Regions from separate parts of the Homo sapiens genome. Here region 2 is linked to region 1. A link is a contact called in ENCODE Hi-C or POLR2A ChIA-PET data. All regions are on one chromosome and are shown on one strand. Each heading gives the region's core, a stretch centred on a gene start or an enhancer-like site at or near the end of the contact. The rest is flanking DNA. Distances are from core to core; before and after follow the strand shown.

Evidence for each region. Hi-C counts contacts between places; a loop is a spot of excess contacts on that map. ChIA-PET counts read pairs that join two places held with the same protein, here RNA polymerase II (POLR2A). Pooled maps may share reads with other maps.
Region 2: POLR2A ChIA-PET joins it to region 1 with 10 read pairs in RWPE1. The contact joins two enhancer-like sites. A Hi-C loop is called at or near these places in 2 of 168 maps with a recorded cell type or tissue (breast epithelium and mammary epithelial cell) and 2 of 50 pooled maps. POLR2A ChIA-PET finds 5 or more read pairs at or near these places in 1 of 52 experiments (RWPE1).

The regions. Positions count from the first base shown.
Region 1 is chr15:80,786,863-80,792,728 of GRCh38, forward strand. All of the region lies in intron 1 of CEMIP (cell migration inducing hyaluronidase 1), which reads left to right. Among named protein-coding and RNA genes, the nearest start is that of CEMIP, 10 kb to the left of the region's middle. Within about 2 kb of position 2,574, at least 3 of the 41 ENCODE cell types and tissues checked have a DNase peak (open chromatin) inside an H3K27ac peak, as active enhancers do.
Region 2 is chr15:81,088,670-81,094,393 of GRCh38, forward strand. No RefSeq gene overlaps it. Among named protein-coding and RNA genes, the nearest start is that of CFAP161, 43 kb to the right of the region's middle. Within about 2 kb of position 3,707, at least 12 of the 41 ENCODE cell types and tissues checked have a DNase peak (open chromatin) inside an H3K27ac peak, as active enhancers do.

The DNA of each region.
Region 1 (5,866 bases), core at 1,324-3,823:
CTGGTAAGGAAAAAGAAATCTTATTTTCAGGGTTTAAAATTTGGCAAGGTCTATCCAGGAACTTGCATCCTTTTTCATTGATGTCAAAAAGCCAAATTTGATTGATCGCAAGATGTTTTGAAGGTGGGGCTTGAAAAGAGGAGGCAAGTCAGATAGACAGGAATGGAAGAGCTCTGCTGCAGAGGCGCAGGGTTGCGGGTGGTGGCTCCAATTTTTAGCTGTGGCTTCTGTCTGCCTCCTACAAAGCTCTCCTCAAGGGAGAAAATGATGCCCTGAATGGGATAACACCCGAAGAGAGGCTGCCCCTCACTGATGAGTGGTCCCAGTCCTTAGAAAGGGAACTGAAGAGCCCCTTCTGGGCCTGGAGCCAGCTCTAAAAACATAATCATATGAATTATTGAAGATGGTGAGAGTAAGGCTTGTTCAGTCTAGAGAGTTTAGACAATACCTTCACCTCTGGAAGAACCCTGCTAGGTATGTGAGGAACTCTAGCAGAGGGAAGGGGCCCCCTGGCAGATGGGTTTCCCTCCAGGATGGGCATTTGCAGTTGCCTGGGGCTCCTTCTACTGGCCATACCAAAACACTTGCCCTGGACAGTGTCAAAGAAGGCTGAGTGTTGGTGGGTGATCAGCAGCATCTCTTTCTGGGGGAATCCAGCCCCCTGTCTGGAGGCCTTTGCGTCAGCCCACATCACCATAGCAACTGGAACATACTAAAACAAAGACTGACTCCCAGACCTTGGGATTCAGCCTCTCTCTCTCCTACTTCCTAGATTTTTCCTCAAAGCTGGACTTAGGTTGGATCCTTGGTTGCGCTGATCTCTTAGCACTGGTAGCCACAGATGCCGGTTTCTAAAATCCCATGGAACTGTCTTAGGGGGCTGGCCAGTGGTGAACCTGAGCCATCCACTTGTACACAGTGGCTGCTGCCTGGGCTCTCACCATGTGTGGGCCCTTCTCTCCAGCTTCCAGAGGAGGCAGTGGTATCTGCAGCGAGGAGACAAAAACACTGATGCTCAGAGTTACAGAGATGGTATAGGCTGATGCCCTTGGGTGTCTGTCTGGCTCTTAGTCCAAAGCATTACTTGTTTGCCTTCTCTATAGGACTCTTGTCATGCCGTGAGGGACTTATTCCCAGCTTGGTCTCCTCAAGCCCCCTAAAGGCTCGCCTCAGGAGTCCTACTGAATCCTGGGTCTCCAGTGCCTCCCAGGCCCCTGTCGGTGTGCAAAGTCATGCTCCTTCTTGTAAAGAACAGTAGGAATGAGCCCCAAAAGGAGTGCATAGAGGAGCTAGTTTGGGTGAACCATTAAAATAAATTTTTTTTAAGGCCGGGTGAGGTGGCTCACACCTGTAATCCCAGCACTTTGAGAGGCTGAGGCAGCCAGATCACTTGAGGTCAGGAGTTTGAAATGAGCCTGGCCAACATGGTGAAATGCTGTCTCTACTAAAAATACAAAAATTAGCCAGGCATGGTGACACATGCCTGTAATCCCAGCTACTCCGGAGGCTGAGGAAGGAGAATTGCTTGAACCCGAGAGGTGGAAGTTGCAGTGAGCTGAGATTGCGCCACTGCACTCCAGCCTGGGCAGCAAGAGTGAAACTCCATCTCAAAAAAAAAAAAAAAGAAAAAAGAAAAAAGAAAAAGAAAAAGAAAAACATTTCTTTTAGAAGAAACCGGTGGTTTATGACAAGCCTATTTCAAAGCTGATTGTGTTACAGGCACTGAGTAATTCACTCTAATGCTAGTTTTCCAAAGGTTTGGGTTCAGGAAAACCTCAAACATAGTGGCTAAGTACTTTTCCTTTCCTTTCCTTTTAAAACCCTGTTTATTTTCAGAGGCGTTTAATCCATATGTTTTAGATCCATTTGCATGTTACTCAGCAAAAGGTTGTTTTGCACTAACGTTGCTGAGCCATGAGTGAGCCTGCTCATCTCTCTTCCGCTCCAACTGGTGCTTGCAGCTGAGCCCCATGCTCACGGCCAGACGACTCTAAAGCTTTATATTAGACACAAGGAAACATAAGCACTAGAGGCAAAAAAAAAAATCAATAATATTGACCCTATCTTTATTTAGAATTTTGATATTTCATTCATCATGAAATTTTTGGTGCTAATTTTGGTTTTTAAAGTGTTGCATTGCACTATTCTTTATATTGATTATTGAGTTTTTTGGTGGCCTCTTCAGTTTTGCACCCAAGGCGAGTGCCTTTCTTATCTCACTCTCATCCTGTCCCTGGTAAACACCCACTTCCAGGGCCCATTCTGTTTGGAAGGTTAGCATCCCAGTTGGTGTGGGTTCTGCTGTGGTCTCCCAGGCAGAGATCAGTACCAGAGACAAGGCAGACAAGCCCTTTGGTGATGCTAAAGGCTCCTCTGAGCCCTGTTGATTTGAATTTGGGGTGTGGGGCTTCCAGAGAAAGTGGAGAAGACAGGAACGTGTGTCCTCTTCAGACTTGGGATCTGACGTTGCTCTCTTCCCTTCTCCCTTACTTCCCTTCCTTTTCGGAGAGGGCAGGAATTGTGGTGCTCCGTAGTAGAATGTTTTGCAAATTCTGCTGGGCTGATGTGTCACTAGTCTGTGACTGCTTAAGAAGCCACAGAGTTCATCAGATTTCTCAATTCAGTTCCTGGTAGTGAGAGAGAAAGCAGTTGGAGGATTTTGGCTTTGGGACTTCCATATGCAGAGATTTCTTCTTGCTTAAATGATTTTTTTTTTAAATAAAAAGGCGTGGTCATCTCAGTGGTGTCTGTTTAGTTGGTAGCTTTGAAGAGGCTTGGAGATTCCTCTGACCACATAATTGTGGGTTATGTGTATGCCTGAACTTTCCAGGTGACTGAGAAACAGCTGAAATCTGTTCTACATTTTAAAATCACAGTGTAATGTTACAAATGGTGACACATTAACATATCCTGGAGTTTTCTGAGAATGACCATGTAGTGAAGTTCATTTTTACTTTAAACATCTCCATATAAAATTTATTTAAATAAAAAGCTATTTTTGACATACAAAAAGATGATACTTCCGTTGAATCTTGTGTAATAAGCATGAACTTGAGCTTCTGCTCTGTTGAGGTTGTTTGAGGACATCACCCCTCTGAGCTCAGGGGGAACGAGGGGCAGAGAGGCAGAGTCACTATTTGAATAGAGCCCTGCTCATGAAGGGCCCTTAGTGGCCATTGTGGGATACGTGGTGCAGAAGTCTGTGGTTTCCCTCAGTGGAGATGGCTTCTCATCTCAGCCACGTCCCAATACAATAAAGAGTCCTTTCTTCATTCAGAGACAGGACCCCTACTTGGCTCAAAGGCAGAGACTTTTCATGTTCTGTTTTACTCCCAAGGGCTAGCACATAGTAGGTGCTCAAATATTTTTTAAATATTCAAATGAATGAGTCCTGCGTCTGAACACCAGCCCCCCAAGCATGTACATTTCTCACTACATTTGATGTTCACTCTTGTGTATTCTGCTCTGGTATTTGAATGAGACTAAAGCCTGACTAAAGTCAATTTCTCAGAGGTCTGTACTCCTGTGGCTTTATGGTTATTTCCATCAGCATCATTAATATTCAGTGCTTATTGGGCAACTAAAACATTCAGACTCACGCAGACAGCATTGCATGCATCATCTTATTTAAACTTCCTGACAACTGTGAACAAGACATTGTCCTGTTTTGCAGATGGAGAAGGTCAGTGAAGCCGCATCACTTATGCAGCTCCAGGTGGGGGTCACTCGGCTCAAGGTGGTGGAGTTGGAACTCAGACCTATGTCACCGTGAGTCCAAAAGCTCTTCATAATAACTAATGTTGCTCAAATCTTGACTTTTGAAAAAACATGTTGAGGGGAATATTAGAATTCACAGTAGATCAGACTCATAGAACAGTATTCATAGAGTTGAATTCGTTGAGAGTAATTGTAACCCGAATGCACTCATCATTGACCCGCCCATTCTTTCTAGATACTTGGGTTTCAGAGATGACTCCGTTGCATTTCCCTGCAATGGAAAAGCTCACAGTTTAGTTGAGGAGACAGACATACATTCAACTACCTACAATCCATGCTGTAACAGAGGCATAAACAAAGCAATATGGAAGCACTACAAAGTGATGGTAAACTACTTTGCTGGGGAAAGAGACAAGGTAACATGGAGGAAGTGATATTTGATTGGGCCTTAAAGAAAAGTACAATTTCTCCCAGGCCAGAGAATGGAGGGTTAAGAAGGAAGGAATATCTTGAACTGAATGCAGAGGATTAAAAAAAAAAAAAGATATTTAGAGAAGAACTAGAAGTTTCCTGTGGCTGGAAATGAGATCATAAAGGTGGGGCAGGGCTGTAGATCCTTAAAAGCTGAGTCAGGGAGTTCAGCTTTTCACCTGAGTGAAGTGTGTGATCAATTGGTGGGTGTTAGGTCCTTGTACCTGGTGGCAGGTATCTAAGGTTGGGCTTGTCTTCCTCCCTCCCAAGGGTGGTGTTCTTGGTAAGAAATGCATTCCAGAATCCCACTTCTCACTCTAGATTATCGGATAATGTCACTGCTAGGGCTCAGTAAATACCCTTCAGCAAGAAGGATAACTGCGCTGTCCGAAGTGAATTGTTGGTACCAGGGTAATAGGGCCCAGAAGGTGATAGAGAGAAGATTAAATCAGGGACATTTCAGGGGTCTTGTGGTTCGAGTCGCTGCCAACATGAGGTTTCTTCCCGCTGCAAGTAGAGGCTCCAAGCCCTTGAGGAAAATTTTCCGAGGCTCCTAATCCCAGGCCCTTGTCTCACAATATCCCTTTGGACCGATGCATCCCTGTTTGCTGTATGCAGTCTCAGGGCTGGGGTGAGGAGGGTTTATCCTGTGGCCTCTGTGCTGGCTTTTTGTGAGCTGTGCAGATATTATGATTTTTTCATAATTCTTCATGAATTCTTGGACACATTTCTAACTGCCTTGTTGACTGACCTGCAGCAGAGGCGGCAGAGGGAAAGTGGGATAAAGGGACAGCATTTCAAGTGAGACTCCCCTTTGGGGAGGAGGGAGTAGTCACCACGAAGGATGCAGATTCAGCTCAAATTTCCTCAAAGCTTAACTGGATGAGATGGATACTCTGAATGCGGTCTGGTCTGCCGATGCCCCCTGGGTGACCTTCCGTAGTCCTCATCTCTTCTCTGCACTGTAGTTGTCATCAGACATTTGGGTGATTTTAGCAAAATAAACCCACCCACAAATATTCTTTTAGTGCCATCCCTGTATGTGGTCTTAAAGCAAATCTGAGTATGCCCACCAAGTAGCCAGAGGAGAGAAAGTCACAAAGGCTGGGTTCTTCCATTCAACAGAAACACATTAAATTCAGATCACCAATATCTCCAAGATGGTTCTAATCAGACAAAAAGAGAGAAATAATGAAGTATTCCAGGAAGGGCCCAGTTAGGTTTTGTTGACTGCAAAATAAACTGTTCTCCATATTCTTTCTCCACCAGTTTGCATGCTGTCTACTTTATATCTTCCTTGGGTTGTAGAATATTAGAGCTGGTGTAATAAACTGGGAAAGGGCATAAGCTTTGGAGCCCAGCAGTCCCAGTTATAAATCTACCTCCTGCACTGGTTAGCTGCTTGACTTTGGACAGGTTACTTCACCTTTCTGTGCCTCAGTTGCTTATCCATCCCCTAAAATAGGATGATTATATATTATTCTGTGTACTATGTGAACTAATACACGGCAACTTCTTAGAGTTATGATCTTGTACATACTAGGTATACAAAATAGCATGTCTCTTCCAATTGTCAATGTAGCTGATTGAATTAGCAGACACTGTATGTAGAGATGGCCATGCTGTGACTTTGGGGGAATTTACAAACTTTAAACCTTTGGCAAGCTATGGGCAGTAG
Region 2 (5,724 bases), core at 2,457-4,956, 300 kb after region 1:
TCCAGGTCAGCTGTTTTTTATGCAAAGGATGGTATTCATTTTGGCTTTTGAGTGCAGAGAAAATCTAAGAGGCTAAACATTTGTTTGTGGATAAAAATCACGTGCTTAATGGAATAACTTAAGAACTCTTGTGATGCAGGGCCAGACTTCCAGGATGGAGGCAGCCAAGACAAGACAAGGAAAAGAGACTTACATGCACTTTCTAGCAACTTTATTCTCCCTGCCCTCTGGGATCTACAGTGTTTGCTCCATAAACAAGTCTGGATGGCCTTAACCCCTTACATGCCACTCTGCAAGGGCTGTTTTCTGAGTTCACTAGTGTCCTACCAGGCATTGTCCAGGTCTCTCCAGACTGATGAGCCTACAGGCTGCCCTTGCAGGAGTTCCTCCGACTTCCATCATCACTCTTCCCCGAACCTCTGCCTAACTGCCTCACTGCCCCCCAAAAACCCGTATACCCTAGAATGTCTTTCTTTTACTGAAGGCAATGAAGTAGGCTGTAAGCATATATGCTGGGAGCCTAAGAACTCAGTGAAACTTGCGTTTAATGAAATAGTGTGCTTTGTGGATAGGATTGTGGTTACCGAATACAGAATGAAGAAAATGGAAGACCTTTTTTAGGGAATGAGCATTCCTTTATTTTGTAATAAGTGCAGTCTGACGAACTGTGTACGTAAAGTAAGCCTCTGACAGAGAAAAAAGACGAGTTATAAGAAGGGAACTTGGGGAGAGCATAGTTGTAATTACCCTAAAAGTGGGCACCCAGATGAGATGAGAGGGTTGAGGGGAAGTCTGGGATAGCCAGCCATTTAATGACACTGGAAACATTTAGTAGACATTTTTCCCTCTGGTTCTCTACCCCTTACCCTGGGACCAAGATTTATTAAGGATAGGGAGGATCTTGGTCATGGATTTGTACTGAATCTGTACTGGCTCGGGACCAAGAAGGGAGCACCCCTGGTTATGGGAAGGAGTCAATGCTTTTGAGGAACCCATCTCTTACTCTTCCCCAGACTGAGCCAGATAGTTTATTGATTAATTTATTTATTAATCTTTATTGAGTCAGCCTTTATGGTGATGGCTACTGCTGGGGATATAGAAACAATGTGTCCTTCAAGAAGCTCTTGAGCACTTTGATGAGAGTTCTATGACATGAGGTATAGGCAAGAGAGGTAAAGGCAAGATTAGGCAAAGGCTACTTAGGGGAGCTATGTGCACAGCTGACCCCAGGTGAGAGACACCCTCAAGGAGGTGTGGCTCACTAATGCACACATGCTTTCCACCGGGGACAACTGCATTGCCAAGGACAGACAATAACAAGACTCGAAAATAGGACCAGTTGCTGGTAGAGTTATAATTCAAATTCAAGTTTGTATGTAGCAATTGTAACACAAACCTATGTTCAATGCCAAATTCTTCAGAATGGATACAGAAAATCTATGCCCAGTGAGATCATAGGGTGAAATATAAGTAGATTTCTTATTGCATTACTGTACTATTGACCAATTGTTCAACAGCTTCACTGGGGAGAAAACATGTAGAAATGGGCTTGCGTTGTAATGAAATAAAAAACATTCAGGTTAATTGAAGGAGGAAGAGTCATTATTAAGTAACTAAAATGTACACAGACTTTGCTCCAGGAGATCTGGAAGGATGGAATAAAGAACTCTCAGGAGTATAAGCCTGGCTCATGGCAGAAAACTAAATTGAATGTCCTCTAAGTTGAAAATGCAACAGAGATCACTGTGGCCTCATTTTAAATTTTCCACATCATGAGCTTAGGGGATGGAGCCCCAGAGTTAAGAGTTCTTCCCACTCAGTCCAGCAAGAAGTGGCTTGGATAGGAGAAATGTAACTGGGACCATCAGGCATAGGACCTGCAAGAAGCTAAGGGTTAGAATCCTGTCCGCCTCCCAGATACCATGATTCCATTTATTTGAAGTTAAGAATCAGCAAAACTAATCCATGTTGATAAAAATTAGAACTGCAGTTGGCTAAGGGGTGGACTGGGAAATTGACTAGAAAGGGAAACATGGGGGCATTTTCTGGGGGTGATGGAAGTATTCTTTGTCTTGATAGGGGTGGTACCTTTTTCAAAATTCATTAAATTATATGCATGATATCTGTGCATTCCACTGTGTGTAAATTTTACCTCATTAACGATATAGAATTAGTAGGGGAAATTATTTAGAAATATTTCTGAATGGCAAAGCAATGGCAACAAAAGCCAAAATTGACAAATGGGATCTAATTAAACTAAAGAGCTTCTGCACAGCAAAAGAAACTACCATCAGAATGAACAGCCAACCGACAGAATGGGAGAAAATTTTCGCAACCTACTCATCTGACAAAGGGCTAATATCCAGAATCTACAATGAACTCAAACAAATTTACAAGAAAAAAACAAACAACCCCATCAAAAAGTGGTCAAAGGACATGAACAGACACTTCTCAAAAGAAGACATTTATGCAGCCAAAAAACACATGAAAAAATGCTCACCATCACTGGCCATCAGAGAAATGCAAACCAACACCACAATGAGATACCATCTCACACCAGTTAGAATGGCAATCATTAAAAAGTCAGGAAACAACAGGTGCTGGAGAGGATGTGGAGAAATAGGAACACTTTTACACTGTTGGTGGGACCGTAAACTAGTTCAACCATTGTGGAAGTCAGTGTGGCGATTCCTCAGGGATCTAGAACTAGAAATACCATTTGACCCAGCCATCCCATTACTGGGTATATACCCAAAGGACTATAAATCATGCTGCTATAAAGACACATGCACACGTATGTTTATTGAGGCATTATTCACAATAGCAAAGACTTGGAACCAACCCAAATGTCCAACAATGATAGACTGGATTAAGAAAATGTGGCACATATACACCATGGAATACTATGCAGCCATAAAAAATGATGAGTTCATGTCCTTTGTAGGGACATGGATGAAATTGGAAATCATCATTCTCAGTAAACTATCGCAAGAACAAAAAACCAAACACCGCATATTCTCACTCATAGGTGGGAATTGAACAATGAGAACACATGGACACAGGAAGGGGAATATCACGCTCTGGGGACTGTTGTGGGGTGGGGGGTGGGGGGAGGGGGGAGGGATAGCATCGGGAGATATACCTAATGCTAGATGACGAGTTAGTGGGTGCAGCGCACCAGCATGGCACATGTATATATATGTAACTAACCTGCACATTGTGCACATGTACCCTAAAACTTAAAGTATAATAAAAAAAAAAAAGAAATATTTCTGAATGGCCCATACTTCAAAAGGGAAACAATAAATCCTCCGGCTAAAGCCCTAACCTTTAGAGGGTGATGTCAGAAGGAACACCGGAGACTGGACGCCGGAAGACCTGGGTGCTAGACCTGGCTCTGCTGGCCTTTCATGATGGGGAATTCTGTTTTCCTCTTTACCCCTGCTTTGTGTATCACTCAAGGAGTTTTACGAGGAGATCGCTAAGCTCTGACATTGCGAGACACCTTGTCCCTACTTTCTGAGACAGAGGTTGGGCACGATGACCCAGAGGTGAGAGTTGATTTGGTGATTCTTGTGATCTGAATCTCTTCCATATGTCTAGTGTCAGCCCAGCTCAGGGAGCAGAGAACACGGGCAATCTGATACCTCCAGGAAGTCCAATGCTTCGTTGTTGCTAAAATTAGAACCAGGCTGCAGCTTAGATCAAGGCCATTCCTTTCCCAGCCTCACGGTGAGCTAACTCTTCTCCCTCCACCCTGCACCGTACAAATGTGCCGGTAATTATAGCAACATGAGCACCAGATGATTCATCTTGGAGTCTGGAGGAAAAAAGCAGAAACCAAGTTAGAGCTTTACAGAGATCCTGACCCTTATAGACAAGGAGATGAGAGTAGGCAAAAGGAGAAAACAAATGAGACAAGAGGGAAGGAAGAAGGAAAGAAGGAGGCAGAAACAATTGAAGAGAATTAACTTCTTAGCCTGGACAGGAACATGAGCGGAAGACCTAGTTAGTTCCTACTTACCCTTTGCGGCTGTGTTGGCAGCGTACCAAATGACTTCCCCAAGGACAGTGGTCCATTCTTTTTTGAAAAATAACTTCAAAAAATGAAATCATGATCTTTCCTGGTAATGCATTTCAGTAGCTTGCTTGTATCTGTGTGTCAGTACGAATGGAGCTGGAGCTAGGCTTGATCCCAGCTTTGATACAGATTAACCATGATCTCGAGCAATTTACCTAATTGTTTGCACCTCATTTTCTTTGTCATAAAACAGAGAGATCTACCTCAAAGCACGCTGCGCAGCTAAAATAAGGTCAAATATATGAGACTGCCTGGAAGGTTCACACAGGTTGGCCCAACCTAGGTTTAGCTGAAAACATATGTAAAAAAGATTGTCTAATCTAGGTGGTCTTTGTTTCTGCCTCTGGGGATCTTAATTTATCATAGGTATCCATTTCTGAGGTTGTTCTGTGGTAGTTTCTTTATCCTATATTTCTCTAATCATCCACTAGGTTTGCATGCAGATGGCAAGACTAAAAGTTCCTTTCCCTTCTGGTTGACAATGGAGTGGCAGTTAGCTTTTTAGGAGCTACCCTATCTTGAGCCTGTGCTGTCCAAGCTCTCTGTGCCATTTCTTCTGCTGTACGAGGGGATAGATCTGTCCTGCAGGGCTGTTGTGGAGATTAAAAGCAATATCAAATGTGAAGTGCCTAATATAGTGGTAGATACATAATAGATGCTTAGGATGAGAAATGTTTAATAGGATGAGTTATTAGGAATTTTAAACATTAGTTATTTACGCCTGTAATCCCAGCACTTTGGGAGGCCGAGGTGGGCAGATCCCCTGAGGTTAGGAGTTCAAGACCAGCCTGGCCAACATGGTGAAACCCCGTCTCTACTAAAAATACAAAAATTAGCTGGGTGTGGTGGCGGGCGCCTGTAATCCCAGCTACTCAGGAGGCTGAGGCAGGAGAATTGCTTGAACCTGGGTGGCAGAGATTGCAGTGAGCCAAGATAGCACCATTGCACTCCGGCCTGGGCAACAGAGTGAGACTCCATCTCAAACAACAACAACAACAACAAACAACAACAATAAACATTAGTTATTTAATTAGTAAATTTGCTGCCCTGGATTTTTAAGCAGAATAAGAAAACTATTTTTCTCTCCCCTGCAAGGTCCTTTGATGGTCATGCCTTAGTGTTCATGAAGACTGGACTTCCTCTCCTCAGTGGGAGTGATACTCCCCTTGGCCCACCCCGTCCCCTTAGCTCTTACCTTTTCCTGGCACTTTGACCTGACTTCCAACTTCTAGCACCTGTGTCTTTCTTTTATCCTTTTTGCTTGGGGACTGGGGACTTTCCTAGCCACCTGAGCCCACTCTGTCCCCACATGGTTGGAAGTGCTTAGGAATTCGTACTCTTCGCCAGCAATCTTCAACCAATGACTGGTGGGAGCTGGTGGATAAATACCCCAAATCCCTCCCTCCTCAGGTGGGATACAGTTGAGGTTTGTGTTCTGTGTTACCTCCCAGAGTTCCCCAGAGAGATGAAGCCCCAGTTGCCCACAGTGGAAATTTATGTGATGAGGTGCCCTTTGTAGGCTCCTTCCATTCCCCGTCTCACTTCCCTCCGCCCCTACTAGGGTCCTGGGATCGCTTCCCATTCACCTACTTACACTCATTCCTTTTCTCAGAGTTGGCTCCTTGGAGAATTCAACCAAGAAG